Linked DNA regions of Mus musculus: all the other regions are linked to region 5. The links are chromatin loops, found by intact Hi-C in ENCODE. Cell type or tissue: gastrocnemius. All regions are shown on one strand.

The links. A loop is a pair of places that touch in the nucleus more often than their neighbours do. Peaks named below come from ENCODE experiments on the same cell type or tissue, not always from the same donor. Only the 100,000 strongest peaks of a DNase experiment are listed, where the experiment ranks them.
Region 1: a loop joins it to region 5, with 2.7 times the contacts of the local background. A loop is called at or near these places in 18 of 42 quality-filtered maps.
Region 2: a loop joins it to region 5, with 2.3 times the contacts of the local background. A loop is called at or near these places in 21 of 42 quality-filtered maps.
Region 3: a loop joins it to region 5, with 3 times the contacts of the local background. A loop is called at or near these places in 19 of 42 quality-filtered maps.
Region 4: a loop joins it to region 5, with 2.1 times the contacts of the local background. A loop is called at or near these places in 7 of 42 quality-filtered maps.
Region 6: it touches region 5 in a loop (3-fold over the local background); 20 of 42 quality-filtered maps call a loop at or near these places.
Region 7: a loop joins it to region 5, with 2.0 times the contacts of the local background. A loop is called at or near these places in 12 of 42 quality-filtered maps.

The regions. Positions count from the first base shown.
Region 1 is chr11:77,511,292-77,515,291 of GRCm38, reverse strand. It overlaps Trp53i13 (transformation related protein 53 inducible protein 13), which reads left to right and starts at 2,019. Exons shown (of 7, transcript NM_001024920.1): 1 at 2,019-2,132; 2 at 2,327-2,395; 3 at 2,598-2,639. The coding sequence starts at 2,061. It overlaps Abhd15 (abhydrolase domain containing 15), which reads right to left and starts at 175. Exons shown (of 2, transcript NM_026185.4): 1 at 1-175. The coding sequence starts at 93. In gastrocnemius, no CTCF peak of the experiment used is centred here; DNase peaks (open chromatin) are centred at 161 and 1,942; H3K4me3 peaks cover 3,356 bases; H3K27ac peaks cover 2,683 bases.
Region 2 is chr11:77,496,832-77,500,831 of GRCm38, reverse strand. It overlaps Git1 (GIT ArfGAP 1), which reads right to left. Exons shown (of 20, transcript NM_001004144.1): 2 at 1,734-1,867; 3 at 1,203-1,315; 4 at 988-1,093; 5 at 267-484; 6 at 91-185. Among named protein-coding and RNA genes, the nearest start is that of Git1, 5.4 kb to the right of the region's middle. In gastrocnemius, a CTCF peak has its summit at 3,136; DNase peaks (open chromatin) are centred at 1,266, 1,679, 2,029 and 3,183; H3K4me3 peaks cover 1,677 bases; H3K27ac peaks cover 3,772 bases.
Region 3 is chr11:77,491,473-77,495,472 of GRCm38, reverse strand. Git1 (GIT ArfGAP 1) reads right to left here and starts at 2,061. Exons shown (of 20, transcript NM_001004144.1): 1 at 1,839-2,061. The coding sequence starts at 1,890. In gastrocnemius, CTCF peaks have their summits at 1,663 and 2,446; DNase peaks (open chromatin) are centred at 2,232, 2,925, 3,606, 3,806 and 1 more place; H3K4me3 peaks cover 3,984 bases; H3K27ac peaks cover 3,808 bases.
Region 4 is chr11:77,572,465-77,576,464 of GRCm38, reverse strand. Taok1 (TAO kinase 1) reads left to right here. Exons shown (of 21, transcript NM_001364134.1): 7 at 796-892; 8 at 2,656-2,769. Among named protein-coding and RNA genes, the nearest start is that of Taok1, 33 kb to the left of the region's middle. In gastrocnemius, a CTCF peak has its summit at 1,958 (motif pointing left); no DNase peak of the experiment used is centred here.
Region 5 is chr11:77,628,367-77,632,366 of GRCm38, reverse strand. No RefSeq gene overlaps it. Among named protein-coding and RNA genes, the nearest start is that of Taok1, 23 kb to the right of the region's middle. In gastrocnemius, CTCF peaks have their summits at 1,787 (motif pointing left) and 2,628 (motif pointing right); a DNase peak (open chromatin) is centred at 1,813; H3K4me3 peaks cover 511 bases; H3K27ac peaks cover 548 bases.
Region 6 is chr11:77,506,092-77,510,091 of GRCm38, reverse strand. Git1 (GIT ArfGAP 1) reads right to left here. Exons shown (of 20, transcript NM_001004144.1): 19 at 3,850-3,913; 20 at 2,318-3,696. The coding sequence ends at 3,484. Trp53i13 (transformation related protein 53 inducible protein 13) reads left to right here. Exons shown (of 7, transcript NM_001024920.1): 4 at 366-494; 5 at 819-1,016; 6 at 1,101-1,635; 7 at 1,715-1,993. The coding sequence ends at 1,827. Among named protein-coding and RNA genes, the nearest start is that of Trp53i13, 5.2 kb to the left of the region's middle. In gastrocnemius, no CTCF peak of the experiment used is centred here; a DNase peak (open chromatin) is centred at 1,849; H3K4me3 peaks cover 893 bases; H3K27ac peaks cover 967 bases.
Region 7 is chr11:77,098,339-77,102,338 of GRCm38, reverse strand. The region is part of intron 17 of Efcab5 (EF-hand calcium binding domain 5); the gene reads left to right. Among named protein-coding and RNA genes, the nearest start is that of Nsrp1, 22 kb to the right of the region's middle. In gastrocnemius, a CTCF peak has its summit at 2,015 (motif pointing left); a DNase peak (open chromatin) is centred at 2,005.

The DNA of each region.
Region 1 (4,000 bases), 120 kb after region 5:
GGTTCGCGCTCCGACAGCGCGCTTCCAGGGTCGCAGGAGGAGCAAGGCGAGCGCCGCCAGTAGCAGCGCTAGAGCGGCCGCCCACGGAGGCATGGCCTGGCAGGACAGTCCCCGGAGGGAGGCACTGGGCTGCGGGGAGCGGAGCTGTCCTCTCGTCGGGCTCCTCGTTCTGTCCGCGCGGCTCCGCCCGGCCGCCCGTGGCTGTCAAGAGTCCTCCCAAGCAGGAGGGCGCGCGCGCTCCGGATTGGTCGTGGTCAGGAGGAGACAGCCAGTTCGGGTCGAGCTCCCCTCGCCCGCCCCCCCACTCCCGCCCCCAGCCCTTTGTACAGCGATTGCGACAAGCTGGAGCAGAGGGTGAAAGAGAGCCGGGCCACAAAGCGGGAGCGAGGACCTGAGGGCCAACCAGAGAGAGCGGAACAAGGAGTGCTAGGAAAGGATTGGGGAGGGGGTGAGGCTGGAGGCCTGGGTGAACGGGAGGTGCCTGCTTCTACCCTTGCCCTCAATGAAGTCTGGCTCCAGGGGAGACCCTGGGTCACTGCACCCTCAGGATCCGCTATTGAGGAGTAGCAAAAAAGCAAGAAGGGAGCAAAGCGCTGATCCCTCGCTGGCTTCACTTTCCCCACTCGCTGCTGCCTTTGCAGCTAGAGACGTGTTATCTCTCTCTCCTTCGCCTGGCCCTGCCGCCCAGCCAGGACCAGCAACTGGGCGATAACTCAGTAGGGCTGGGACTCTGCACCTGGCCAGAGGCAGACTGAAGCATCTGACCCTGACCACGAGTTTGAGGGAGGTGGCTGTCGTTTCTCTGGAGGGCATCCGGGCACTAGCCGGTAGACACTTGTGGCCTTCCCAGCCCACCCCCAAGGACGCTTTCCAAGAGTTAGGCGTCTCCACTACTTATCAAGAAGGACTGTAGGAAAGGAAAGAGGCTCGAGTCTGGCCGAATATGTTGAGGGAGAGGATTAAGGGATGCTTAGCCCCGCGGTGGGGCTTTGGTAGAGAGAAGTGTGGTTCTTTAGGTCAGATCAACATCTGGTCATTTCTGCAGGGGTGGGTGAAATAAGTCCGGGCACATGGGAGAGGCCTGAAATAACTATTTTTTGATGTATTTCAAACCTAAAAAGATTTGTTTAGGGGTGTGTGTATGTGTGTGTGTCTAGGTCAGAGGACAATCTGTGGGAATCAGGTCCCTCCTTCAATCACTTAGGTCCACAGATTAAACTCTGGTCGTCAGGCTGGCGGCCAGCACCGTTTCCCACTGAGCCATCTCGCAGGCCTGTTTCAAACTTTTGATTGGGCGTCAATCCTTAGCTGGATTTCCTTTGCAGCGCTCCCTTGCAAGGGAGGCCGAGCTGAGCACTGTAGCTCCTCGGACCAGTGTTTCCTTGGGCAAAGGAGAGCGGGAATCAAGAAAGCTCTGGCTTCTTAAGGCTTCTGGGCCTAAGACCCTCCCAAAACAGCTCGGGGCTCAGTTCTTATTATTAGCGAGAGCAGGACTGGAGCAACGTGAAGGTGAAGCGCTAGAGCCGGGACCTTCTCTCTGGGACAGCTAGGATTTCATAATTCCGTGTTGAGCGGGTTTGCCAAAAGAGCACACAAGTCTCCACCTGGGTCACCCGGTCCTTAAGGATCTCACTTCCTGCCCTTTGCGGGGTTCCAAGATTCTACTCAGGCGATACAGTTGCGCTCTGATGGTCGCACAAACGCTCCGGGACGCATCTCGGCCGAGGGAGGTGGTTCCATGGGCTTGGAGACCAGGAGATCCTTGGCGACTAACTTTTCCGGCTTTGGGTTCAGGACGCGTGCGCCGGCCTGGAGGCGGGCAGGGGCGGGCCTGGCGGTAGGCGGGGCGGGGCGGGGGCGGGCCTGGCGGTAGGCGAGGCGGGGCGGGGCGGGGGCGGGCCTGGCGGTAGGGGGGGCGGGGCACGAGGCCGGGCGAGGAGGGAGCAAGGCAGTGCGCGAGCCGCGGTCTACGTGGGCGCGCGAGCGGCGCGGGGTCGCGGGCGCGCGCGAGCGAGTGGCGCTGCAGCTAGTTGGTTGGCGGGACTGCTGGCCCAGCTGAAATGGTTCATCCTCCTCCACCTCCGCCCCGGTTGCTTCTGGTAGCCCTGGTGGGGCTCCTGAGCCTTCGCGAGGTAAGGCGACCGGCTCCGGGTAAGGTCTTGGCCGGGGGAATCTCAAAGCGCTTTGCTTCAACTTTGTCCTGGAAAGAGTGGCGCGCGCGAGGGGATTCGGAGGCCCCTCCATCCGTCCGCGCCTCTACTCCTAGAACCGAAAGGGCGGGGCCCTCGCAGAGGCCAACGCCCAGCTCTTCGCCTTGGACCCACAGGTGGTGGCTGAGCCGGCGGAGGAGGCAGGAACCCCTTGTCCTGAAGGCCTGTGGCCTGTGCCTCCACAGGTAGGAACCCTGTAGGGCCGAGGACGAGAAGGGTTTGAACGGCCTCGCTGCACCCTCGGTGGTCGCCCGATTGGGACATCTGTGGTTTCTCCTGCCCTCAGTCTCCAGCGTCTTCATCTCAGCCCAGGGCTTGGGGCTGGTTGTCCCCTTCTTCACACCCAACACGAAGTCCCCAGCTGCTCTCTTCTTTTCTCATGTGTAGGTGTTACCAAGAGTGACTTACACACAGGTGAGCCAAGGACAGGTAAGTACAACCAGTAGCCCATCTTGGGAGCCTTCCCTGGAGGCAGACTGTGCCTCGCAGGTTACCTCTATCTATCTTGGCTCTCAGTCCATTCCTTACCACTTTGTGTAGAAAGAGGTGAGGCTTCCACTTGCCAGTCCCAGGGCAGATGGGTAGTGTGGGGTCAGGGGTTCTGTTGAGTAGCTAGATGCATGGCAAGTAACTCCAAGTTACTCTGAAGGTAGCAAAAACAACCTATATCCCAATGCTGGTGTGATTTGGATTCTCTTGTCTTTCTTGGCTCTGATTTTCTTCTGCAAGAGATGGCATTCTGTCCCTTCAGCTTTGAGAAGTGAGTGAATAGTGCTTGGATTGCAAAACACTATATCATGTTAGCAATGTGTGCTTTAATGTGTTGTAAACAGTTCAATTTTTAATGAATGCTCTTTTTAAAAATTGTTTATATTTATTTTATGGGTATGAATTTTGCCTGTGGGGTATTTTTTGTTGTTGTTGTTTTTAACTTTGGTTAGTTTTGGTTTTTTGATTTTTTTTTTTAAGATAGCACTTCTTCATGTAGCATTGACTGTCTTGGAACTCACTCTACATACACTACAGTAGACCTGGCTGGCCTTGAACTCACAGACATCCACTTGCCTTTGCCTCCAGAGTACTGGGATTAAAACCCTGTGCCACTGCCTGAGGCCTGTGTGTTTGTATATTCAGAAGAGATGGATCTGGAGATATAGGTTGTGAGCTGTCATTTGAGTACTGGGAACTGAGCCTCTGGAAGAGGAGCAAAAGCTCTTAACCACTGAGCTGTGTCTCCAGCCCTCCACCTCTCTCTGACACAGGGTCTCATGTAGCCCAAACTGGTTTCAACCTTCTTCTATAGCCAAGAATGGTCTTATTTATTTTATTTTATTTTTACTGTGTTCCTTTTTTTTTTTTTAAGATTTATTTATCATTATATGTAAGTACACTGTAGTGTATGTAAGACACTCCAGAAGAGGGTGTCAGATCTCATTACCACCATGTGGTTGCTGGGATTGAGCTCTTAACCGCTGAGCCATCTCTCCAGCCCCCTCCAAGAATGGCCTTAAAGCTCTGATCTTCCTGCCCGTTGAAGGGCTAGGATTACAGCAGGTACACCACCGGACGTGGCTGTCTCTTTGTTGCATGTAATCCTTCTGTTTAAGTTATTTCATTGTTCAGAATCCATCTGACTTTATGACTTATTTATTTTTAGTTATGTTTACAATCCACCTGTTATGGCTGATTTCCCCTGTCTGACTTAAGACTTGCATTATCTTCATCTGATTTCTTGATTCGTTTTTCTCCAGCATCACAGGCCCTCACCACACATGTGAATCCAGGCTCAT
Region 2 (4,000 bases), 130 kb after region 5:
AGCTGGCTTTGTCACTATGGCACCTGCTGCTTGGGTGTGTCTGGGTCCCACCTGCCTGGCCTAGTCAGGCCCAGCTCATTCTCTGCTCACCAGGCTTTCGTCCACAGAGATAGAAGGCCAACCGGTCAGTGAGCTCATACTGGCACTCAACTAGCCTTTCTGCCAGTTCATGGTGCCCCGCCTGCCTGTGGGGAGGGGACACGGCTCAGCCACACAGCAGCAGTCACTCCCCTCCACCTACGCCTCACCCTTTAGCTGATTCTCACCTGGCATAGTCGATGGGTGTGCGGCCATTGACATCAGGAGACCCGGGGTCAGCCCCATACACTACCAGCAGCTCAGCCTGCAGTGTCTGCCCTGCCTTGGCAGCCACATGTAGAGGTGTAGTGCCCTTTTCTGGGTGAAAAAAGTTGGCCTGGGCACCCAAGGAAAGCAGGCGCAGACATGTTTCCAAGTTGCCTGTTCGCACACTTGAGTGCAGTTGCTGCGAGGAGCAGAGTGTGCAATAAATGAGTGTGACAGATAACGTGTGCCCAAGGAACTTCTCCCCTAACCCCACAACTGGCTGTTCCTGGTACTCCTACAGCTCCAAAGGGCCAAAACCAGGCCATGTCAGGCAGGCCAGAGGGCTTCTAACTACAGGATAATGCCAATTAATAACAGCGGTTGTGTTGCCAGTCACTATCTTCCATGAGCTCTGCTTGGAACAGATACCAGCTAGAGGTGGGCCTGTGATTACTTTCCCATTTTTCTGGTGAAGAAATGAAGGCTCTGAATAGCTGAGCAAGGCCCTCGACCTCAGGGTTCCCTAGCTTTCAAGTGGCAGACGGACGGGAGGCCTTGTGTATCCACTTGGGAGCAGAGGCATCTTAGCCATCAGCAGAATGACACAGCCCCAGAGTGTCTGCACTTCCTGCTTCCCCTGGCCCTACTGCCTCTGGGACCCAGGCCTCGGGTGTCGTGGGTGTGGGAGGGGGCCCCTCACACCTTGCTGAGGTCTTTGGCGGTGACCCCATCATCATCACGGCAGGGAAGCTTGTGCACGAACGCCAGCATCTGGTACTTTGCCCTGATGAACTCTGACTTGATGGGGCTGCATTGGAGCACACAGGAAGCAATGGGAGCAAGAAGCTTAGGGAAGAGACCTTTCAGGCCCCGTCCCAGGCACACGGTCTGCCCACTGCCCCTGCAGCCCCACTCACTGGACTTTATCTTGGGGGTTGGCTTTGCGCCGGCCACTTTGCACTTGCGCAGGGTCCAGCAGGGAGTGCTCCCAGATGGAGTTGGCCCCGTTGCTGGCAAGCGTGTGCACCATCTGTGGGGAAGAGATGCCAAGCATAGAGTGTCCACTGCATGCTGGGCACTGAGGGAGATACTCCCAAAGTGCCTGCTACAGCTGGAAACATCCCTAAGGGTCCTACAGTGTGTCTGGTATCCACTCAGGCCACCCAAAGTCATGTGTCCTGTTTAGCACTTCACGCTGGCTTGCCTTGGTGGGTTCGCCAAGCTTCAGAACGTTTCAGAGCTTGCTCAGCACACTGTCCAGATATGAGTTCAAGCTGCTGATCGGGGGGGGGTGGGGGGGGGGCCGCATGTTGTGAATAGGCGTGTGTGTGTGTGCATGTGTGTGTGTGTGTGTGTGCATTTGCATGCGCGCATGAGGCTGAGGGTGGGGGCCCCAGGGTACCTGGACCCTGCACACTGGGAGGAAGAGTCTCTGGTTCAGTCCCTACCTGGAGCAGCGTAGGAGGCCAGGCGCTGTGGCGCAGGTGCTTGACAATGGAGATGTGTCGTCCCAGGCTCCGGTGCACACTGCAGCACTCGTCACAAACCAGCACACCTCTGCTGATAGATGCCCAGCCAGGGTCTGGGGGAACAGAGGTGGGAAGTTGTTAGGGGCCAGAGGAAAGGCCCTACCTCCAGAGCACTCATCAGGGGCTGGCACATGCTTAGTGCTTCAGGCACATTTACTCAGTCTCCTCAGGAGCCCAGAAGTTGGCCACCAGCCCTTTCCTCTAACTCCTCTGGGAATGCAGGGTCCCCAGTGCTCCTCAGCGGGTACAGCTTCCTATCCCACAGCCACGGCGATCAGTCTCACAGCCTCTCCTCAGGGATTAATATTGCCACCCAGCCACTCCATAGGGAGGCAGGAACCCCGATGCCACACATCACACAGTCCTGGATATGCTCCTGTTAGACCCCATCTGACAGCCTGCTCCAGCCTCAGGCCACAGTCAATGTGGGTTTGTGGCCTTCAGGACAACGGGACTAACCTTGTCTGAGTACTCAGCGTTTACAGCCAAGTATTCAGCCCATGATTCCTTACAGGAAGTGCTATCTTGCTCTACAGATGAGGATTAAACAGCTCAGAGAGGTCAAAGGGCTTGCTCAAGGTCACACAGCTAATAAGGAGTGCTGCTGGAATGCAGAGCCAGACACCTCACTGCCAGAGACCAGGCCAAGCCTAAACTTGCTGCCCTCTGCTCCCACAGCCTCAGGATGAGTCTGGGGAGCCACTCTCTAGTCCTTGGGGTGAAATGAACTTGGGAAACAGGAATGGGGGCTCATGGATGGAGCTCCTGGGTCCTCAGGGTAGGAGAGATGCCACCACACCAAGTCCCTCTGGAAAGGGGAGGAGACAACTGCACAGGGCTCAGGCTACAGAAAGGAAAGGTCATGGGGGAGAAAGCGGCCATTGTGTGCTGTCCAGAGTGGGGGCAGGGAGTCGCTCTTCCAGGACACTCTGCTCTGCCCAGGCCCCCACCCAGGCTCAGGAAGCCTTGTTCTGGGGGATGGGGCTGGCTCTCTGCCTCGCCTTATTAGAACTCAGGATGCTCAGCAGTGGAGGCTCTCAGGGGCTAGAGTAATCTCTCCCATCCATAAGACAATTCTTGGGCCCTTGGAGCCAACGTCACCATCAGAGTTCCCAGAATCATGAGCAGACTGAGTCAGGGCTGAACTGCTGCCCATGTTGGGGGTGTCCCCCAGTACAGTGTGGAAATGGGAAGTGAAAGCTGTCTTTGGATTCGGGCTTCTTTTGGAATCTCACAAAACAAGGCAAGGAGGGATGTACAGTGACCACCACACACCTTCCCAGGAGATGACTTTTAAGAACTGGGGAAGAGATCAGCCACCTCTGCCAAGAGGGGGAGCCCTAGAGTACTTTTGTGTTGGTTTTACCCAAACAATGAGAACCACGCCCCCCTAGGGCATGGAAAACTCCCTTCCCCCACTCCCAAACACCACTGGGTCAGGGGGTCTGCCTGCCAGTCACCTCCTGCAGCCCAGGCAGGAAGCGGGAAATGATGCAGCCTAAATTCCTCTTGTTGAAGAGGTAGGGTTTCCTGTGAGTGGGGAGACGCCCAGGCCGGGATCAGAAGCGGCCAGTCCTGAGGCCTCCACCCGAGGCCTGTGGCCCTGTGGAGAAGCCAGGCCTACAGGAACCAGCTTGACATTCTGGGCCAGTGGTCCCAGAGCCTCAAGCTCTAAAGCCTTCCTGGCACCTTCTCCCTGCTTGAGAAGGGTCCTCCTTTCCCCTGCTGTGACCTCCAACAGGAAGGGAGGGCAGGGGACACTGCTGATCTTAGTCACACTGGTGCCAGCTCAGTTCTGGATGACACAGATAGGAAGTCTGTGTCTAACAATTCTACCTGTACTCTAGGTCCAAATGACCTTGGCTAGCCAACGGAGCTGCAAACCCCACCTCCACCAGATCTGAAACGGAAGGGCCAGGAAGGGTTTCTAAGAAGCTCCTTGCAAACTGGGCAGGAGGGTAGGGAACATGAGGCCTGGGGAAGGCAGTGTCTTCCTCTAGCTGCTCCACAGGCAGGTGAGGGCTAGTGTGACCAGGTTATCAGAAGGGACATCAGGATAAGATAACTGGTGCCAACCATAGGAAGGTCTCTAAAGAAAACTCATGCCGGGGCTGGTGAGATGGCTCAGTGGGTAAGAGCACCCGACTGCTCTTCCGAAGGTCCAGAGTTCAAATCCCAGCAACCAC
Region 3 (4,000 bases), 140 kb after region 5:
TATGAGAAGGTCAGGCATGCTTATGCTCTCTTGTCTGGGATGCTATAGGCCTAGATCAAGGATGCCATTGTCTGTCAGACCCAGTGTGGCACAGGGCACTCCTGACAAAGACCAACACTTGTACCTGGGGAATGGCTGCCACGTGGCAATCACTACACTACACACTAGGTGCTAAGGTGGGATAATGAGGAAGACTGTCAACGCTCTGCCCATCTGCTTAGTAATTTGCATTCTGCATCAGAGAGAGGAAAAGAAAAGAATCCTGAGGCAGGCCTGCCTCTGTCACATGAGGATGGGGGCTATGAGCTCAGTGGCCTAACATCTAACACACCCTGTTCCTCCCAGCACCGACTGGGTGTCCAGAGGCTGCAGCCAGCCAGTCACAGACTCTATCTGCTCCAGAACCAAGAATGTAGACTGGGAAATGCAAGGGTCCTCAAAATCCATTTCTGTTCCACCTGAGACCCAGAGTGAGCAAAGCATCATAGAATAAGCTGGAAACAAAGCTACTACCTGACCCTGGCTCCCCTGATGGGGCCTGCTAGGCTCCACAGACACACCGCTCATCCATTCAAGGCCAACCGGGGAAAGGGAGTCGTCATTTCCAGCTAACTAGGGGTATGGATGTCCATCTGTAAACGGATCTTCTAGGACCCTCCAAACCGTGACATATCCTAAGGAGGTCTCAGGGTCAGTCACCTACAAGGTGTCCCATGTTCATGACTCTGCAACTACCCACAACTCCCAGTACTCCAGTTTAGATCATGAGAATTACAGGACCATCATTCCTTGGGCTCACGGTCAGATCTTGGGATTTTAAGGGGTGACTACAAGTTATGGGCCTGCATATCAGCACTCCACACTCTCACCTAATCACATCTTCATTACCCAGAGTCCATAAGACCCCGAGACTGTATGGAGACACAGCTTCTTTTATAGAGGATGGGCAAAGGCCAGAACTTCCTGCCTCCAGCCAGCTGCTGAGTCCCATCAACGGCTGTGTCCTCCCAGAGAAGGGACCAGCCTGGTGAGTTGTTGCCCTCCCTTCACTTCCTCAGCAAGCCAAGGGGGCTTTCACAGCAGCTCAGACCGACTCACTCTGCTGGTTAGTAGGGAGGAAGCAGTGTGTAAGTCCAGTTCGCTCAGGAGTCAGCTGGACCAGGGGAGCATAAGCAACCTCACCGCTTTCTCCTATCCAATGAGCTAGAGACCAGGAGGGATCGGCGTCTAGACTGAACCAATACCTAGCACACCTTCTCCAACAGGCCTACCCGGAACAGGAAAAGCTGAGTCTAGATGTTCCCAGACACCAGCAGGCCTGGAGATGCTTCCGGGGAAGATGCCCATGCTTAGATTGTTCCTGAACACCGGGCCCTCTAAGCAGCCCCAGCCTTGGGAAGCAGGGGCGGGGAGTCTTAAGAGTAGCTGCCCCTGTCAGGTGCTCCCTAGGAGCTCGTATCCAGGCCCCTTGCCCTCCACCGCTCCGGCGGGCACGCGGGCCATGTGAGCAGCAGGTGCAAGACGCGGGGGTGGCAGGGATGACACAAACCATCCTAGCGCCCACCTCCCACAGCCTGCCGGCCTCCGCCACAGCCCTCCTGCCACACCAGGCTGGCGCTTCCGTCTGGATGCCGCGATGGAGGTGGGAGGCGGTTCCCTCCCGTTCACCGGCTCCAACGCACAGCGCCCCCCGCAGCCGGCCCTCCCGCCAAGGACGCCGCTCCGCAGTGGCCCCCGCCCCGCCCTCCGGCCCGGCACAGCGCTCCCGCCAGGCCTCGGCGCCCGCCCGGCGGCGGCCTGCGGCGCGGTCCCGCCCCCGACCCGATCCCGCCGCTTACCCGGAGCGCTGCAGTCCGCACACACCTCCGCTCGCGGCCCCTTCCGGGACATCCTCAGCGGCGACGCGGCCGCAGCCCTCTGGGCCAGCGTGGGGGGCGCGGGCGGCGGGCCCGGGCGGCGGCGGCGGCCCTGCGGCCCGGCCCGGCTCCCGCAAGGCCCCGGCGAGGCTCCGCGCGCGCGGCCAACCGTCCGCCCCCGGGGCTGGCCCGGAACCCGCCGTGCCCGCCCGCCCGCTCGCCCTCGGGCGCCCTCCGCCCCGCGCCGCCCCGCGCCGCCCCGCGCCGCCCCGCCGCCGCTCGCCGCTCTCCCCGCCCCCTGCGCGGCCCAGGCCGCTCCTGCAGGAAGCAGTGAAAGCCCTGCCCACCGGGGGAGGGGCGGCCCGCACCCCGCCCCGGCGCTCCGCTCAGCTCCGTGGCTGAGCCTCTCGGAGAAAGGAAGCCTGCGCGCAGGCGGGAGTGGACGGGGGTTCTTAAAGGAGCCGCGGCCCGCGCCCGCCTGGTCTGCAACCGAGACACACGCTAGCACTTTGACCTTCACTTTCCGATTGGGGAGTGGTCCAGGGGACGCTCGGCCCAAAAACCGAGAGACGGACGTGGTGGGGATCGGGGTGGACAGGAAGCATTCCCAGGCACAATGCTCCTAGCGGTCAGAGGCTGGGTTGGGGTGAGGTGTGTGTTCTGGTCCCCTGTGTCCAAGTCAGTGTGTCCAGGTGGGTCTGTGGCCATATCCCTGCGGTGTACACTCACTACCACCAATATGGACGGCCAGGTGCCCGAGAGGTCACTTAACTGTGACTCCCTCTCTGTGGGACTAAAAATACATCATTCTTGTTTCAAATAGGAAAGCAAAGAATCTGGGTGATTATTAAGAGTGTTGTGTGCACCAGTAATAACTTGCTATCTGTTTCGTGTACATCAACGATGTTTCCGGGCTGCCCGACGGGTGTGTATGTATCCTAAGCATATGCTTATAACAGGAGCCAATTTTTGTAAGGATTTTTTTTTTCTTGGACTTCTCATGGAGACGGGGGTGGGGGGAGCAAGGAACTAAAGTGCATGTTGCACGTGGGTGCACCCCACACTGAGCATGCTCCCCCATACACGTGTGACCCGTTTGTGCCCAGCCCCCACCCCTACAGCCGCAAAAGGGCTGTCAGAGAACTCAGCTTATGGAGAGGGCAAAAGCACACAACACCAGGTTGGGGGGGGGGGGGTGAGGGGCGGCGGCGCGCTCGTAGGGGAAGGGGCAGGTCAGCGGTGGCAGAGTTAAGGGAGATTCCTGGGTGTTAGGGATTCCTGCTCAGTAATAAAACGGAGGTTTGAGGGGAGTCCTTGGTTAGGGGTGTCTGAGTGGGTCTATTTCTCCCAGCAATGCCAGAGCAGCAGTGACTTGTGGGTGGGCAGGCTCCTTCCCTAGGGGGAGACAAGTAATGCTTATGAGTCACACCACCCAAAATACACGCAAAGTTCCATCGCCTTTTGCTGCAACCCAGATTGACAAGTTTGTTTGAAATTGTGATCCACAGGATATATTTATAATCTCACCTTAAAAAAAAATCTTGCAGACACCCCCCACCCCCAACCAGTAGCTCAGCAGGTGGGGCTTCTGCCAGCAAAGGGTGGTGGTCATGCCACACCATGCTGCACTCATACCCAAGAGTCTGTAGGCTTGGTGGCCGCAGCAATGGAGGTGGGAAGCAGTCTAGCAGCTGAAACTGGGCGCGCAGCCCAGGAGCAGTGGCCGCCCGTTCACCCCGGATCGACCCCCAGCTATGGAATTTCATTTATTAAATGTCGAGGCAGCTGCTGGCAGCCCCGTCGCTTGGCTGCCTTTGTTTCTTCGCTGTGTGGGCGCGTCTGGAGCACGTGGCAGCCAGGGCGTTGAGACCAAAGGGAAAGCGACCTGGGCTTCGTGTGATAGCCGGCCATCTGGCAAAAGGGCAACCTAGCCTCTAAATGCATGCTGGCCTCTCTCCTTTCTTGGAATACAGGGCGTGCAGAGGAAGAATGATTCACGTCCCCCCACCCCGGCCACCCTATCTCCCTATTGGCTCAGGGACTGCCTGGGAGGGACCCTGGCTCACACAGTCCAAACTTTGTTGCAGAACCCCCAACCTCACCACAGCCAAGCTTTAGAGCTTGAAGATGGGGGAAGAAGGGTT
Region 4 (4,000 bases), 56 kb after region 5:
ACCATGGAAACTGTCTTGCTGAATGTCTGCTTTTTAAAAAGTAACCCTTGTATGGGTTGGGAAAATAGCTCAGTGAATAAGCAATTGCTGCACAAACATTAGGACCTGAGATCAGATCCTCAGAACTTAAGTTAGGCATGGTAGTGTGCTTCAGTAATTCCAGTGTGCCACAGGGAGATAGAAGCAAAGAAAAGAGGCTTGTGGACTAGCTAGCCTAGCATATGTAGAAAAGCAAATACCGCCGGGCGGTAGTGGCGCACGCCTTTAATCCCAGCACTTGGGAGGCAGAGGCAGGTGGATTTCTGAGTTCGAGGCCAGCCTGGTCTACAAAGTGAGTTCCAGGACAGCCAGGACTATACAGAGAAACCCTGTCTTGAAAAAAAACAAACAAAAAAAGCAAAGCAAATACCAAAGAGACTCTACTTCAAACAAGGTAGGAGGTGAGGATCAGTGTTGTTCTTTGACCATACATACACTGGTGCACACACATACCATGCACGCATACTATACAAATAACAATGTGTCAGTTTTTATATTCATACATATTTTAAAACTAAGATTATTTTTGTATTTATTTTTTATGGATATGTGCTGTGTGCATTGTGTGCATGTACACCACAGTGTATGTGTGGAAGCCAGAGGGTAACTTCAAGGAGTTGATTCTCTTCCACTATGTAGGTTCAGGGCATTCAACTCTTATCCTGAAGCTTGCAGTTTACCCACTAACCCATCTTTATATATTTTTAAAACAAAAATATTCTGTGTGATTATTTTCAAATAAATTTCTACTTTCAGTTCATAAAAAGCCATTACAAGAAGTGGAAATAGCAGCAATTACACATGGTGCTCTCCAGGGACTAGCTTATTTACATTCTCATACCATGATCCATAGGTAAGTGACACAAAACTTATCATATACTGACAACCAAATGGATTGTTGAATTTATTACTTTTACAGAGTTGAATGTCTTTGATGTTTTTGTTTACTTTAGCCAAATAGTATACATATATATATATAATAAATATATATAGTAAATTATTTAGATCGTTCACATATTAGAAAGAACACAGTATATACTTGATCTGTTTAGAATAAAACAAGTTGTTTCTCTTGTCTGTGTGTGTTGTTATATTTCCTAAAGCGCATGTATTTTATGGATCTTAACTGTAGTTTGTTTACCTAGTTTGCAAACTGGAAGGGATATTCAGGATAATAAAGTTTGTCTTCTTGTACAATTAATGCTCTAATTTGTGACTATAATTTCTTTAAGATTGCAAGGCCAAATAGATTAGAGCTTGAATTTAACAGATCTTTTTTTCCTGATAACTAATAATGGCAGATTTGTTTCATTGATTCCATGACATGGACCAAAACCTTTTTAATTCTGAACATAAACTCCTAATCATTTTGATAAAGTTATATTGTCATTAGAGTTAAGCCGTTCTATAATCTAGTTTTAGTTTTGTCTGTTTCTCATAGATACTAGCATTTAAAAAATGGTGTATGTGATCCAGGCAGTAAACATTAAACTAGGCGGTCAGGTCATTTTGAGTTAATGGATTGTCGTTATTTTTAGATGAGCATAAGTGAAACCCAAGAGAAATCCCTATAGTAGCAAGTGAGGCAGTGGCCAAATTGGAATTAGAATGTATTTTCTTATCTCCAAAGTACCACCTATGCATACGTCCTGCGAATCTCCAGCACTACACACACAATCACAGGGAGAAAGTGCTTTCCCATTCACAAAGTGTATTATACTTAGTATTACATGTATGAGAATGTATAAGTCTTGTAAATGCTTTTTCTATTTTAAGTTTTATAAAGTGAAATAGGGGGCTGATGAGATGGCTCAGTGGTTGAGAACACTGGTTGCTCTTCCAGAGGTTCTGAGTTCAATTCCCAGCAACCACATGGTAGCTCACAACCATCTATAAAGGGACCTGATGCCCTCTTCTGGGGTGCAGGTGTATATGCAGACCAAGCACCCCTACATTTTAAATAAATAAATGTAAAAATGAATAAATACATGTATAATTATTTGTTTACTTATTTATACATTTATTTATATATAAAAAGTTAAGTAGGTATTCTATCACCTATGGGACATATAGTCCCATTGTGTAAAAGTCCATATACCTTAGCTTAGTTTGGATAGGGTGTTTACTTATTCAGAAAAGTAAATTTGAATGTGAACTTGGGACCATTGATAGTATAGTACCCATGTCCTTCAGTTTTCATGTTTAATTGGAAACTGAAATTTGAGAAATGGAGTGAGTCATTGGTTTGTTACAAACTAAGTTTGGAAGATTCTTGACTATTTTTCCTTTTCTAAAGAAAAATGTTTTAACATTTCCTTTAGGGGAAGTATAGAAATCTTATGAATTCAAAGCGCTTGTTCATAGTCATAAACAAGCTCAAAAATACGCAGTGTAATACAGTTGACCTTTTTTATTGCTTTGTTAACTATTCTATTGTTAGCATATTTATACTTGAATTCTGTTTTTATTGTCTAATATTAATTATTACGATGAGAAATTATTGTGGTACTTGATTACTTTTTATTTTCATTCTTATAGTATTTTTATTTTTTTTTATAATTTTAAATATATTCTAATGAAGGAAAGTTGAATAATTTTCTGTGTTCCTTAAACCAGAGATATCAAAGCAGGAAATATCCTTCTGACAGAACCAGGCCAAGTGAAACTTGCTGACTTTGGATCTGCTTCCATGGCTTCCCCTGCCAATTCTTTTGTGGGAACACCATATTGGTAAGAATAGTTTTATCTTGTATTGATGGTGATTATACTTTCTAAGATAATATTTTCCTGAAAATAAGCTACCATTTTTTTTTTGTTTGTTTGTTTTTTTGGTTTTTTGAGATAGTCCTGGCTGTCCTGGAACTCACTCTGTAGACCAGGCTGGCCTCGAAATCCGCCTGCCTCTGCCTCCCAAGTGCTGGGATTAAAGGCTTGCGACACCACGCCCGGCTACTTAAACTACCATTTTTATACTTAATTTTAAATATAGATTTGCAGGTTTGCCTTTGTAACTGCTTTTTTGTCTTTTCCTTTTTCATTCATCTTTTTATTCTTTCCAAATTTACTTTACTACTATTTCTGTGTATTATATATTAGGTATGGGTGTGAAACATGGCTAATATTCAAATAGAGGAAATAGACATGCCATATAAACTGTAACAAAATTTCTTTAAATTTTCTTTTTAAAATAAATTTTGAAGTTTGTATCTTTGAATGTAAGCCACATGTATTGGGTGATCTTGTAGACCAGAAGAGGGTGTCAGATCTCTTGGAGCTGGAGTTGCAGGTGATAGAGAGAAGAGCCTTCTGATGTGGGTGTTAGGAACCAAACTGAGGTTCTAGAGGAACGGCAAGTGCTTAATGCTGTTTTGTCATATCTGCTGCAGCAGACAGTTTCTCACGTTGCTCCTTATTGGTTTGAAACAACAGGCATCCCTGGTCTTTTTGCTTCTGTTTTATGAAAACACATTTACTTTGTATCAGTCATTACATAGACTGGTAGTTGAATTGGAGGAGTTTTGCTGTTTTTAATTTTCTGCTTGTGTATATAAAAATAGAAGTGTGATTAGATCTTTCTTCCCAGTTACCCAGTAACCTTACCACAGGGTTAGTTCTGCCCTCCATACTCTTATTTCTTTCTATCCAGTTACTTTTACAAAATTCTAGCTATTGTCTGCTCTGGACTAGGAATAATTTCATATGTATCTGGAAATGAAAATATGTAGGAAATAATATTTTAGTTAGTTAAACTTCCATGTGCTATCTTTGTATATTCTGGAAATAGTACCTTTGTTCTACTACATCCTCTTTCCTTTCCTTTCCAGTTTTTTTTTTTTTTTTTTCTGTAAGATTTATTTATTTTATTTATGAGTATACTGTAGCTGTCTTCAGACACACCAGAAGAGGGCATCAGATCCCATTACAGATGGTTGTGAGCCACCATGTGGTTGCTGGGAATTGT
Region 5 (4,000 bases):
TAAGAAACCACATCAGAGCAGGGTGCACGCCTTTAATCCCAGCACTCGGGAGGCAGAGGCAGGCAGATTTCTGAGTTCGAGGCCAAGCTGGTCTACAAAGTGAGTTCCAGGAAAGCCAGGGCTACACAGAGAAACCCTGTCTTGAAAAACAAACAAACAAACAAACAAAAACAAAACAAACAAACAAAAAACCAAAGAAATGAAAAGAAAAGAAAAGAAAAGAAAAGAAAAGAAAAGAAAAGAAAAGAAAAGAAAAGCACAGTGCTCAGTCACAAAATCTCCCTTCTAGGGGGTGTCTAGGATTTACAGGGCCACCTTGTCACTGGGTGCTGAGTGAAGGACCGAGGGGACCAGTGACCCAACTTCTTTAAACCTGGTGAAGATGCCAAAGGACTGTTGCCATAGAGAGTTTAGAACAACTGGTTTTTTTTTTAGATTTATTTATGTATTTTATGTATATGAGTACACTGTAGCTATACAAATGGTTGTAAGCCATCATGTATTTGCTAGAATTGAACTCAGGACCTCTGCTCGCTCTGGCCCGAAGATTTATTTATTATTATATATAAGTACACTGTAGCTGTCTACAGACACACCAGAAGAGAGGGTCAGATCTCATTAAGGATGGTCGTGGGCTACCATGTGGTTGCTGGGATTTGAACTCAGGACCTTTGGAAGAGCAGTCAGTGCTCTTAACCTCTGAGCCATCTCTCCAGCCCCAACAACTGGGGTTTTTGAGGAGAGATCCTGATTTTTTTCCCAGTCAACATTTCCTTCTTTAAATTTATTCTACTTATTATTAGCATTTTTGTGGTACAAGCACATGCCTCAGTTTGCAGGTGAAGGCCAGAGGACTTTTAGGAGTCATTTCTGTTTGTCTGCTATGGGTTCCAGGGATCCAGCTAAGGCAGTCAACTTACATGGCTCTTTACCCCTGAGCCGTCTTGCCAGCTCTGACATGAGTGGATTGTTCTACTTCTACCATCAGCATAGTTCTGTCTTAGAGACACAGGGACTTTGGACAAAGGACTGAGGGTAAAGGTATGGGGAAGAGAATTCTTTTCAAATGAAACAGGGAAAATGCTTTGGCAGGCCTGCCCTTCTTGAAGCTGCTGTGAGCATGTTGCTCATACCCGTGCAATGTCAGTAATGAAGAATTCGCTGTGCATCTGTGTCTGGGAGGGGGCAGCTCCTGCGATTATGTGAAAAGTTTAAAGATTTTTATTTATTTTTACTTCATGAGTGTATAAAAAGATGTATGCCTGCTGTCTTCGGAGGTCAGAAGAAAGAATTCAGTGTTCTGCAACTAGAGTAACAGCTGGTTGTGGGACCAGGTACTTACTCGGAACAAAACCCAGGTCCTCCGCAAAAGCAGAAAGCGTTCTTTACCTCTGAGCCATCTATCCAGACTGACTCTTTGTTGTGTTTTGTTTTGTTTTGGTGTTGTTGTTGTTTTTTGTTTTTCGAGACAGGGTTTCTCTGTGTAGCCTTGGCTGTCCTGGAACTCACTCTGTAGACCAGGCTGGCCTCGAACTCAGAAATTCGCCTGCCTCTGCCTCCTGAGTGCTGGGATTAAAGGCGTGCACCACCACGCCCGGTTTAGACTCCACTCTTGATTTCTATTTCTCCAAATTCATTCTTTAGATTTGAGCCTAGGAGAGCACTATCCTTTTACAACTCAGATGTAGAAAGGCAGGTGTCAGCCACTAAAACCACCAAGTTGTAAGAACTTTCTGAGAGGAAATGGTTCCAAGAAAAATGTGCACTTCACTACAGTACCACCTGGTGGCAGCAGACCCATCCTTTGCTGACTGCTCATGGCCGCCGGTTGAGAAAAATCTGCCTAGTCCGTGAATGGAAAAGCAGCCAAGACAGTGAAGGTGGGGAGGGGAGGTATGGTGGAGTGCGGTGAGGTGGGAGTGGGGGTGAGTGTGAGAAACCAGGTGGTGAGTGTATGTTCAGGAGCTGCGGGAGATCCTGAAACGAATGTGAGGTCTCAGCTGAGAGTCTTTCTGAGAGAAACAGGAGTTACTGACATTCAGAGCAAATCAGTTGGTGTACAGTTGCGCGAGGTGACTTAGGTCAGTTATCCCCTTACCTAGGAGGCAGAGAGGCAGAAGGATAGGGAGTTCAGGGTTAGCCTTGGATACATATGGCTTTGGAGGTCAGCTTTGACTAAACGAGAAACAGTGTCTCAAACAAACAAACAAACAGTGTTAGGAAGATGGTTCTGCTGGTACTTGCCTCCAAGCCTGATCCCTAGGACCACATGATGGAAAGAGAACCAACTCTTCCACGTTGTCATATGACCTACACACACACACACACACACACACACACACACACACACACACACACACACACACACACACTAAATAAATAAGTAAATAAGTAAATAAATGTAAAAATAGCTGATTGGTAAGTTGAGTGTGAGGAAAGCAGGCATCATCTCTTTCCTGAGATCAGAAGAAGGTATCTAGACTGGAGCTCCAGATGGTTGTGAACGACCATTTAGGTGCTGGGAACTGCTGAGCATCTCTGCAGCCCCTTTACCTCAATTTTTAAAAAAGACAAAGCAGCAAACAAAATCCTTTCCCAGTGGTGGTTACTGAAATAACTGTTTTCCTTCTTACCACTAGAGGGCAGAATATGAAAAGAAGACTTGGGCAGTGTCACTCTCCCAAACAGGCTAAATAGCCCTGGAGGAATTCTAAGTGTTAAAGAGGAGTAAGACTTGAATTTGCTAACAAATATATCTATCTGTCCAAGATATTTCTGGCTCATACATTTCCATTAACTTCTTAAAGGCTCCAGAGTAAAACCTGAGCTAATGAGAATGGCATACAAGACTCTTCCCCATTTGTCCTTGGTCTTCCCTCCTAATTTTATCCTTTTACTCTCTGCTCCGGAAGTAAGATAGTGGAAAAGCTGGGCGTTGGGGCCAGCCAATCAGAAGCCAGAGAACCATCCCACTCTGTGACAGTGTATTCATCTGTAGTTCCTATCTAGTCTATATCTTAGTAAGGCTGCGCCACCACTGCCCAGCTTTCCATAGCTTTGTTTGTTTGTTTGGTTGGTTGGTTGGTTTTTTGTTTGTTTGTTTTTGTTTTTATGAGACAGGGTTTCTCTGTGTAGCCCTGGCTGTCCTGGCACTCACTTTGTAGGCCAGGCTGGCCTCGAACTCAGAAATCTGCCTGCCTCTACCTGGCGAGTGCTGGGATTAAAGGCGTGTGTCACCACCGCCTGGCCATAGCTTTTAAAATAAATATCCTGCTATTCATAAAATGTTTTCAGCCAGGTGTGGTGACACACGCCTTTAATCCCAGCACGCGGGAGGCAGAGGCAGGCAGAGGTTTTGGGTTTGAGTCCAGCCTGGTCTACAGAATGAATTCCATGTCAGCCAGGGCTACAGAGACATCTTATTTTAAAAACAAAACAAAACAAAACAAACAAACAACAACAACAACAACAAAAGGTTCTAGATTTATTTATTTTCTGTGTATGACATTGAACCAGGGCCTCTACCTGTGGTAGGGAAGCACTCTACCACTGAGTTACACCCTCAAAACCATACTGGAACCTGACTATTGACTTACAACATGCCTGGCACAGAAACTGTAGGTTCAGATTCTGTCTTCTCTCTCCCTCCCTCCCTCCCTCCCTCTCTCTCCTCTCTTCCTCTTCCTCCCTCTCTTTCTCTCCCCCCTCTTTCTCTCTCCCCTTCCTCCCTCTTTCTCTCCTCCCTCCCTTTTTCTCTCTCACCCTCCCTTCTTTTCTCCCTTCCTCTTTCTCCCTCCCTCTCGTTCTCTCTCCCTCCCTCCTCCCTCCCTCCTTCTCCCTCCCTCCCTCCCTCTGTCCCAACCTCATTTGATTTTATTTAGTGTGTGTATATGTGTGTATGCACGGTATTTTTGTGGAGGTCAGAGAACAGCTTTGTGAAGTCAATTCTCTTCTTTCTCCCTCCACCTGTCTGTGGATTCTAGGACTCCAACTCTGTCTT
Region 6 (4,000 bases), 120 kb after region 5:
CCCAGTACTCACGTGACAGCTCACAACCTATACCTCCAGATGCAGGGGTCTGAGGGCCAGGGACACGGGTCAGTGCGATCCCCAGCACCGTGTGTGGGGGCTAGGGAGCATGTCTGGAGTCTAATGGGGTTACAGCCATGTGGTCTTGCCCAGAGGTGCATCTTTGGGGGGGGGGGGTGTGCACTTGATGGAGAAGAGAAGTGAATTAGAAAGGATTACATCTCAGTACTCAAGACCCTTTGCCTTTTCCTGGAAGTGGATGGGCACTTTCTGGTAACCTCCTTATCCTGGCACCTAGGATAGGAAACGCTGTGATTCTCTGGGAGGGTGCTGGGCCTGGCTTGATATCTCTGCCTTTCCTCCAGGCTGAGGGTATCGCCTTCTTCTACCACCCCTGTGCCCACCCCTGGCTGAAGCTCCAGCTTGCACTCTTGGCCCACCTGTATGTGGCTAAGCCCACGCTCATTCCTGACTTCAGTCTCACGTGGGACCGGGTAAGTGGTTAGTGAAAGATGTGCTAAAAGAAAAAGAAATTAAAAATGTCAAAACAAAACAAACCCAAAACAAACAACAAAAAACCTGGGCTTGGTGGCTACCATCTTTAATCAAGTACTCTAGAGGCAAAAGCAGGCAGATTTCTGAGCTTGAGGCCATCCTGGTCTACATATTGAATTCTAGAACAGTGAGAACCTGTCTCTTCCTCTTCCCCCCACCCCCAAACTAGGGTGTTGTGCTACGGAAGAGCGAGGCACTATGGGCAGAGGAAGGAAAACTCAGGGTCTTCTTCCATCTTAGCTCTACGTCACCTTCTTTCATAGCCCTTGGTGCTGACAGCATGGGGGACTGCACTGGAGCTGGCATGGATAGAGCCAGCCTGGGTTGCCCACTGGCTGAAGAGGCAGCGGCGGCGGAAGCAGAGAAAGAGTGTGTGGTTTCTCTCTGACAATCTTTTTGGGCCCACTCCCACGATGCCAGCCTCCAGAAGAGGGAAGCTGTGTGGGAGACGGTGTGTACAGGTGAGGGGTGCTGGGACCAGGCTTGCTGGCAAGAATATTGGGTTAATAGAGAGTAGGGGCTGAGTCCTTTTCTATTCTCCTTAGGCCCCGACTCTGGCCTTTGCTCTACGGAGCTGGCGACCTCCTGGTGCACAGGTGACATCTAGAGGATCCGGGCGGTCCTCGATCAGTGTTGTGAAGAGAAGGGGTCTCCGGGCTGCCCTTGGTCTCCAATCCACGCCCCCAGGCCTGAGGGTTTCCTTGGCCTCTTCACAGAGCCTGAAGGCCCAGCAGTTGACTTTGGGAACCTCATCTGTGGCCCCGGTCTCCTTAACGACTGGGGGACCTGGAGGCAATGGTAGGTCCAGGACAGAGGCTCAGATGCCCAGTGGGCAAGGCAACCATGGAGGTTGTGCCTGTCCGGGTCAGGTTTCCCCAGCTCCTCGGGCCGCAGGGCCTCCCCGGGTAGCCCGAGGGCCCACTCCACGTACTGAAGAGGCGGCTTGGGCTGCCATGGCCCTGACCTTCCTACTAGTCCTGCTCACCTTGGCCACACTTTGCACGCGACTGCACCGGAATTTCCGCAGGAGCGAGAGTATCTATTGGGGGCCCACGGCAGACAGCCAGGACACCGTGGCTGGTGAGAAGAGCCCCCCTCCCCCTTTCTGGTGCGCCCAATGGCTGGAATTCCTTGCCCTTGACTTCTCACCTTCCCACAGCTCTCCTGAAACGGAGGCTGCCTTTGCCTTCGCGCCGGATCAAGCGGTCTCGCAGACGGCCCCTGCTCCCACCCACACCGGATAGTGGCCCTGATTCGGAGAGCTCCGACTGAGCGGCTCCGCCCCTCTGCGACCGCTGCCACGTGGGCCGTCCGCGGGCGCCCCCTGGCGGCGGGCCGAGAGGCCCTGGAGGCTTCACCTGGTTCCTGGAAGAGTAGCCTTGTAGCTTTCCTGATACAAATTCCTGTTTCTAATTAAATTATTTTAGTAGAATTCGGAGTCGTTGGGAGATTGTCTCTTGCCCTCAGTCACACTCCTTTCAGGTCTCTAGTCAGTGGCCCAGGGCTATTCGAATCACATCAGGCCGGTTTCTAATCAAGTGGCTTGGTGCTCAGGTGCTGGCACTCCTCTCACTAGCTCACCTTTCTGCAAGTCTCTCCGCCCAACACACACTCCTGACTCTTCACCCCCAACCTTAAGCTTGCTGTCCTGCCTCAGCCTTGCAAGGATTGCAGAGAGAGGACATGGTAAGTAGCAGCAACAATGACCTGAACCAAGAACTGAATACTGGGCTAAGCCCCACCTCCAACCTCTAGACATCAGAAGTGGCACATGGTCACTTATTTATTTTTGATACAAATGTACATGACACACGTTCTGACAGCTACCCACCACCACAGGCTAGGGAAGGTGGTTGGGGAGAAGAGCTGGTGGGTGCTGTCAGTGCCTTGCCGGCCTTCCCAGCTGCAGCCAGATCCCCAGGCCTTCAGGGGTGGGTCACTGTAGGTGCAGGTAGTGATGTGGGTGCTGGCCTTGCAGAGGCTAGGGGGAGGGGCTCAGTTCCACAGCCACCAGCTGAGTTGGGGACCCTGGGGAGCCAGCCCCAGGCGCAGGTGCTGTCCTCTGCCTGGCCAGCACACTTCCCATAGGGGTCGGGGAGAGATGGAGGGAAGTGGTTTTCCTTTTAAGTTTATAGGACAGGGATACAAGTAGGGGCAGCAACTGGACCACAGCTGGTGACCCTGACAGTCTCCCTGTCCCAGGTGGGGGGAGAGGGGCTGACTTCCAATGCTGGTTCCACTACTCTGGTTCCCCTGCTCCTCAGAGCTCCAGGTGGGCCAGGTCTCTGGAACGGCACTGCCGCTCACATCCTCAGTTGCAGGAACGCAGGGACACTCAGTTACCACAGAGTTAAAATTAAGGGGTAGGGAGAGGAAAAGACTTTCCAGTGTTTGCTGCTGGGGACCCTGGCACACAAGTTGGGGCCTGTGCTCTAGGCAGGGGCCGTTTGGCATGAAAGAGCAGCAAGGGGGGGCTGCTGGCTACAGGACAGAGACATCCAGAGATAATGTACAAAGGAGGGGGTGCCCCTGCTCGGCCCCCCAGGGCTAAACTGGCTCATGGGGATAGGGTGCAGTAGGCGGAGCTGCCCCATCTGGAGTGTCCCTGCCCCACACCCTTTGCTGAGGGCGCCTGGAAGGCAGGTGAAGAGCTGGGAGGGGTTCCTTGAGGCTCCTGCACATCAGCAGGGCAGGGATGCTATGTACAGAGGGAGGGTATGGAATGTGGGAGACAGAGGCTCCTGTCACCTCACATTTCTGTCCTTGGGGCTTGAGGGGAGGGCACCAGGGCACCTGGATGCCAGAGGAAAACGGTGGCACTAAGGGCACTTGTGCCAGTGGCTCTGTTGGGGGTGGGTTAGTGTCTGGAGTGGCCCAGCTCCCATGGCCAGTGAGGTCCCAGGGTGTGGGTAAGGGCAGGGAAAGTGGTCACTGTTTCTTCTCTCGGGTGGTGATGGTGACCAGCTGCTTGGCAGCCTTGGCGATGTCATAGGCGCACTGGATCACCTGCTGAGTCAGCAGCTGGAAGTCCACAGGGGCGCCCGGCTCTGGAGGCACTGTCTTCCGGCACTCGCTCTGAAGCCGGTAGGCGCTGGCGTTGAGCAGCCGCAGTGAACTGCGCACAGGCTCCAGGGCTGGCCTCTGGAGGGAGGAGTGAGGAGCCGATGAGCTCTGGACTTTAAGCCGGGCTTCTGACTGGCTCACTGTGCTCACCTCCACCCAGGCAGCAGTCAGCTTACCTGCATCTGCCCCACCCCAAGGCCCTCCCACTCTGCTTCTCGGTGGCCCCTGTACCTTTGGGAAGAGAGAAGCCATCTCAGTCACAGCCAAATGTATCTTTTCTGAACAGGGTACAAAGCTGTCAGGGAAAGGGGGTAGTTAGATGAGAGATTTCTGAGTTCCAGAGCCAGAGGACCCTAGCAATACCCTCCACCCCAATTCTCAG
Region 7 (4,000 bases), 530 kb after region 5:
AAAGGCTGGGAGTGTGGCCCCTTCAGAGGAGAGTTGGCAAGAGTGCAGAGCCAGGAGGTTCTCGGGTTGGAGGTAACATGGAACTTGCCAGAGAATCGGCCACACCTAAAAGCAAATACACACACAACAGGCAAAGTCCTGCTCTGCCGTGGAGTCCTCCACCGGACGCCTCAGGCCAGGCGTGCAGGTGAACTCAGTAAAAGCTGCTTGCTCCACTTTGCAGCTGAGGAAACACTCATCTCTGACCTGGTGTGAAAGACCAGGATCTAAAGGACCTGCAAGCCCAAGGCCAGCGCTGCACGTGAGACTCGGTCTCCAAAAGAAAACAAACAAAAACATTATCATCAAGCCGAGCGTGGTGGTGCACACCTTTGATCCCAGCACTCGGGAGGCAGAGGCAGGCGGATTTCTAAATTCGAGGCCAGCCTGGTCTACAGAGTGAGTTCCAGGACAGCCAGGGCTATACAGAGAAACCCTGTCTCGAAAAACAAAACAAAAAACAAAAAAAAAACATTATTATCATCAATAGTGAAGTGGCTCTGTTAGTTCTCTCCGAAGGAAGAATTGGAGATTGGGGTAGGGCTGGGGAGACCAAGCCTGGAGCTAAGCACCCTGAGGACAGATGCAGGTTTCTTCCGGCTCTCTCTCTTCTCTCTCTCTTCTCTCTCTCTCTCTCTCTCTCTCTCTCTCTCTCTCTCTCTCTCTCTCTCTCCCTCTCCTCCACCAAGTAGGAGGCTTTCTGGGCTTCTGTGATACATATATTAGGTTGCGAAGCTCAGAACTGAGAGACCCCAGGGACAAGGAAAAGATAAAAGCAATGGCAGGGATGGGAGCCTCGCCCCTCAGGCTGTAGACATGGGTGGCAGAGCACTGAGCTTGTGGTGTGGTGATGCCATCAGGATGTTGCTAGGACAGTGAGGCACTCCCAGAAGCCTAAGAGTGCCTGGGGCTCCCAGAGAATTAGTGTGCACCATGAGTAATGTGAATCCGGTTTGAAACTTCTATTTGGAATTCTATATGAGCAACAGTTCATGTCTCTGAGCTCAGTCATGGTAGCCTACATTCACAGGCACCACACAGATCTGACTTCTAAGGATCGATCGTTGAAGGGAACAAGTAACATCGGCAATCAGCAATAAAAACAACTGGATAGTGTTTACTGTTTGCTCTGTGTGTGTGTGTGTGTGTGTGTGTGTGTGTGTGTGTGTTACTGAATACTTGCTCGGTAAGCACTCTACCACCAAGCTAGACCTCCTATGCTCTGTTTACTTTTTATTTTGAAAGAGTCTCACTCAATTGCTTAGGCAGGCCTTGAACTTGTGATCCTCCTGCCTTGGGCTCTAAGTGGCTAGGGTTACAGACCTGTATCATTAAGACCTGCCCAGTGTATACTCTCATATACTTTATATTTGAGGACTTTGGAGTTCAGAGAAGCCTGTATCTGTCCCCCAGGATGCCTAGCTTCAACCTCAGTCTCCCTGGCCCTACCCCCACCTTTAGTCTCTGGTTCCTCCTTTGGGGGAGAACTAACATCTATAATGAACTCCAGCAGACCAGTTTGTCTAATTGGTATTCTCCCTGTGACCTTGTTCCTCTTTGACCCCGCCAACTTGCCAGCCCCTCCACCTAGAGCTTAATGCCAGGATTCCTTGTGTTCCTGAGTGATGTTCCCCTTCTTGGACAAGGACATAGGCACCCACCGATCTTCAATCCAGTCCCTCTGACATAAGGAATAAGCATAAGGGACAGGCCTTGCCATTCTACACCCTGCAGGTGTGTGTCCTTAATAAGCCCATCCCCCAATCTGGGGAGCTGCTAAAGGCTCCTGTGGCAGGACACAATGCCTCAAAGGAATCTCTTTAGACTCTGCCTCAAATTTGCCTGTTAGAGCCACCTGCTCTGCTCAGAACACATGCAAATTTCCACCACTCGCCCAGTCTTTGAACTCTAGCCTTTCCTTCAGCATCCTTGACCACGGAAATACTGCGTTTTGCTTTCCGATAGTGCCCTCGTGTGGCAGAAATCAGAACTGCAAGTTATAGACCGGGACGCAGCCAGAAACCAACAATTGGCAGGTTTCCCTTTTGAAACTAACAACCTTTTAGTGTTATCAGTCTCTGTAGCAACCAACAAAGCTATTAGGTCACCGGGATATATCAGTCCCCTCTCATTTAGATAAAATTCTATCAGGAAATTCTAAGTTCCATTCTTGAGAAAAGAGAAAGCATTCTTTGGGTGCATCTTTCTGTTTGTGTCAGGAGAGGACCCTTGTGGCAGGGGCAATCTATTATACAAAGTTTGTGTGGCCTTCCTGCAGCTTTGAAAAAAAAATCGCCAGGCGTGGTGGCGCACGCCTTTAATCTCAGCACTCAGGAGGCAGAGGCAGGCGGATTTCTGAGTTCGAGGCTAGCCTGGTCTACAAGGTGAGTTCCAGGACGGCCAGGGCTATACAGAGAAACCCTGTCTCGAAACAAAACAAAACAAACAAACAAACAACCCCCCCCCAAAAAAAAAAACAGGCTATGTTAAAAAAAAAAATCTCTTATTCAGGAAGCATGAGATGGTACCGGCAATATCTGCAGGTTCTCTCCGAGATTGGACATGCCGGGAAGAGCATAGGATCTGGAGTGTGGTTGATAGACACCCCACCCGGGAAAACTGAGTGTCCCTTTCCCAGCAGGAACCATCTCCAAATAGCTTCTTGGTTAGGGATGGAACTTTGTGTCCGCTTCCCCTTCTCTGTGCTGGGATTTTGTCTAGCTTGAACGTGTCACAGTCTCTGTGAGTTCGTACGTGTAGCAACCTTGTCGGGTCTAGAAGACGTTGTTCCTTGGCTTCATCCCCCACCTCTGGCTCTTACAGTCAGTCTGTCTGTCTGTCTCCTCTTCCACACAGACCTTAAGCCTTGAGGGGAGGAGTTCGATAACAGTGTCCCATTCAGGACTGACAGCTCCAAAGTCTCTCACTGGTCGTCCTTACCCAATAGCAGTTACCTTTCTCCTGGCTTTTCCTTAAGTGCTGGGTCTAGGACCGAGGGTCCCACACTTAGCTGAGCAAGCCCTTGACCTCTGTGCCCTCCTCCAGTAGTGGTTGTCTGAGGAAGAGGATTTTATGTCTGAAAACGTTTTCACTTCATCACTCGTACTTGATTTGAACTTTGCCGGGGAAAATCCTTTTGAAGACATTTAGGAGTTTTGGGGACTCAGGAGGTTCTGTTTGACTTCCTCTCTCTCTGTCACCAGATTGGGGGAAACTCTTTAACCAGAGACACATTGATCCATTCATTGTCTGTTTTTTGTTTTGTGTGTGTGTGTGTGTGTGTGTGTGTGTGTGTGTTTTAAATGAGATACCTCATTTTAAAAAAACATGAGCTTCCAAACTTGGGACATAGGTCGTTTTGTTAGGGTCCATGCCACACATATGCATGGCTGAGGGATCAACGCCCGATCCCACAGAAAAGGAGGCATGGAGGCCCCAGCCTGCAACGCCAGCACTTGGGAGGTAGAGGCTGAGAGGCCTTACGCTCACTTAAGAGCTTGAGAGGCTTAAGAGGCCACCCTTGAGTCCATAACAAGTTCAAGCCAGCCTGTCTCGAAGGAAAGCAAGAGACGCATAGATCACGTCACATACACTCGTGCGTTCTGAACTACTCCGTTTGGATAGTACACCAATCATTAACACTATCTAATTTTATGACATTTTCAAAAGTAAGCTGTAGCCCATTAGTGCTGGCTCCCTCTTCTCGCACTCTGTTCCCGAGCAACCGTGTATCTGCTTTCTGTCTGTCTGTTTGGATTTGCCTGTCCTGACTTTTGGTACAAATGGTATTATGCAATCGGTGGTGTCTTGTTTGCTCATCCTAGTGTTTGCAGGGTTCGTCTACATTTTGGTGAATGGTAGTTGTTTATTCCTGAGTTATCTATACGTGGATATGCTATAGCTCACTTATCCACGTATTGGATCATGGGCCCCTGGGATCTTCGTTTTTTTTACTGTTGGG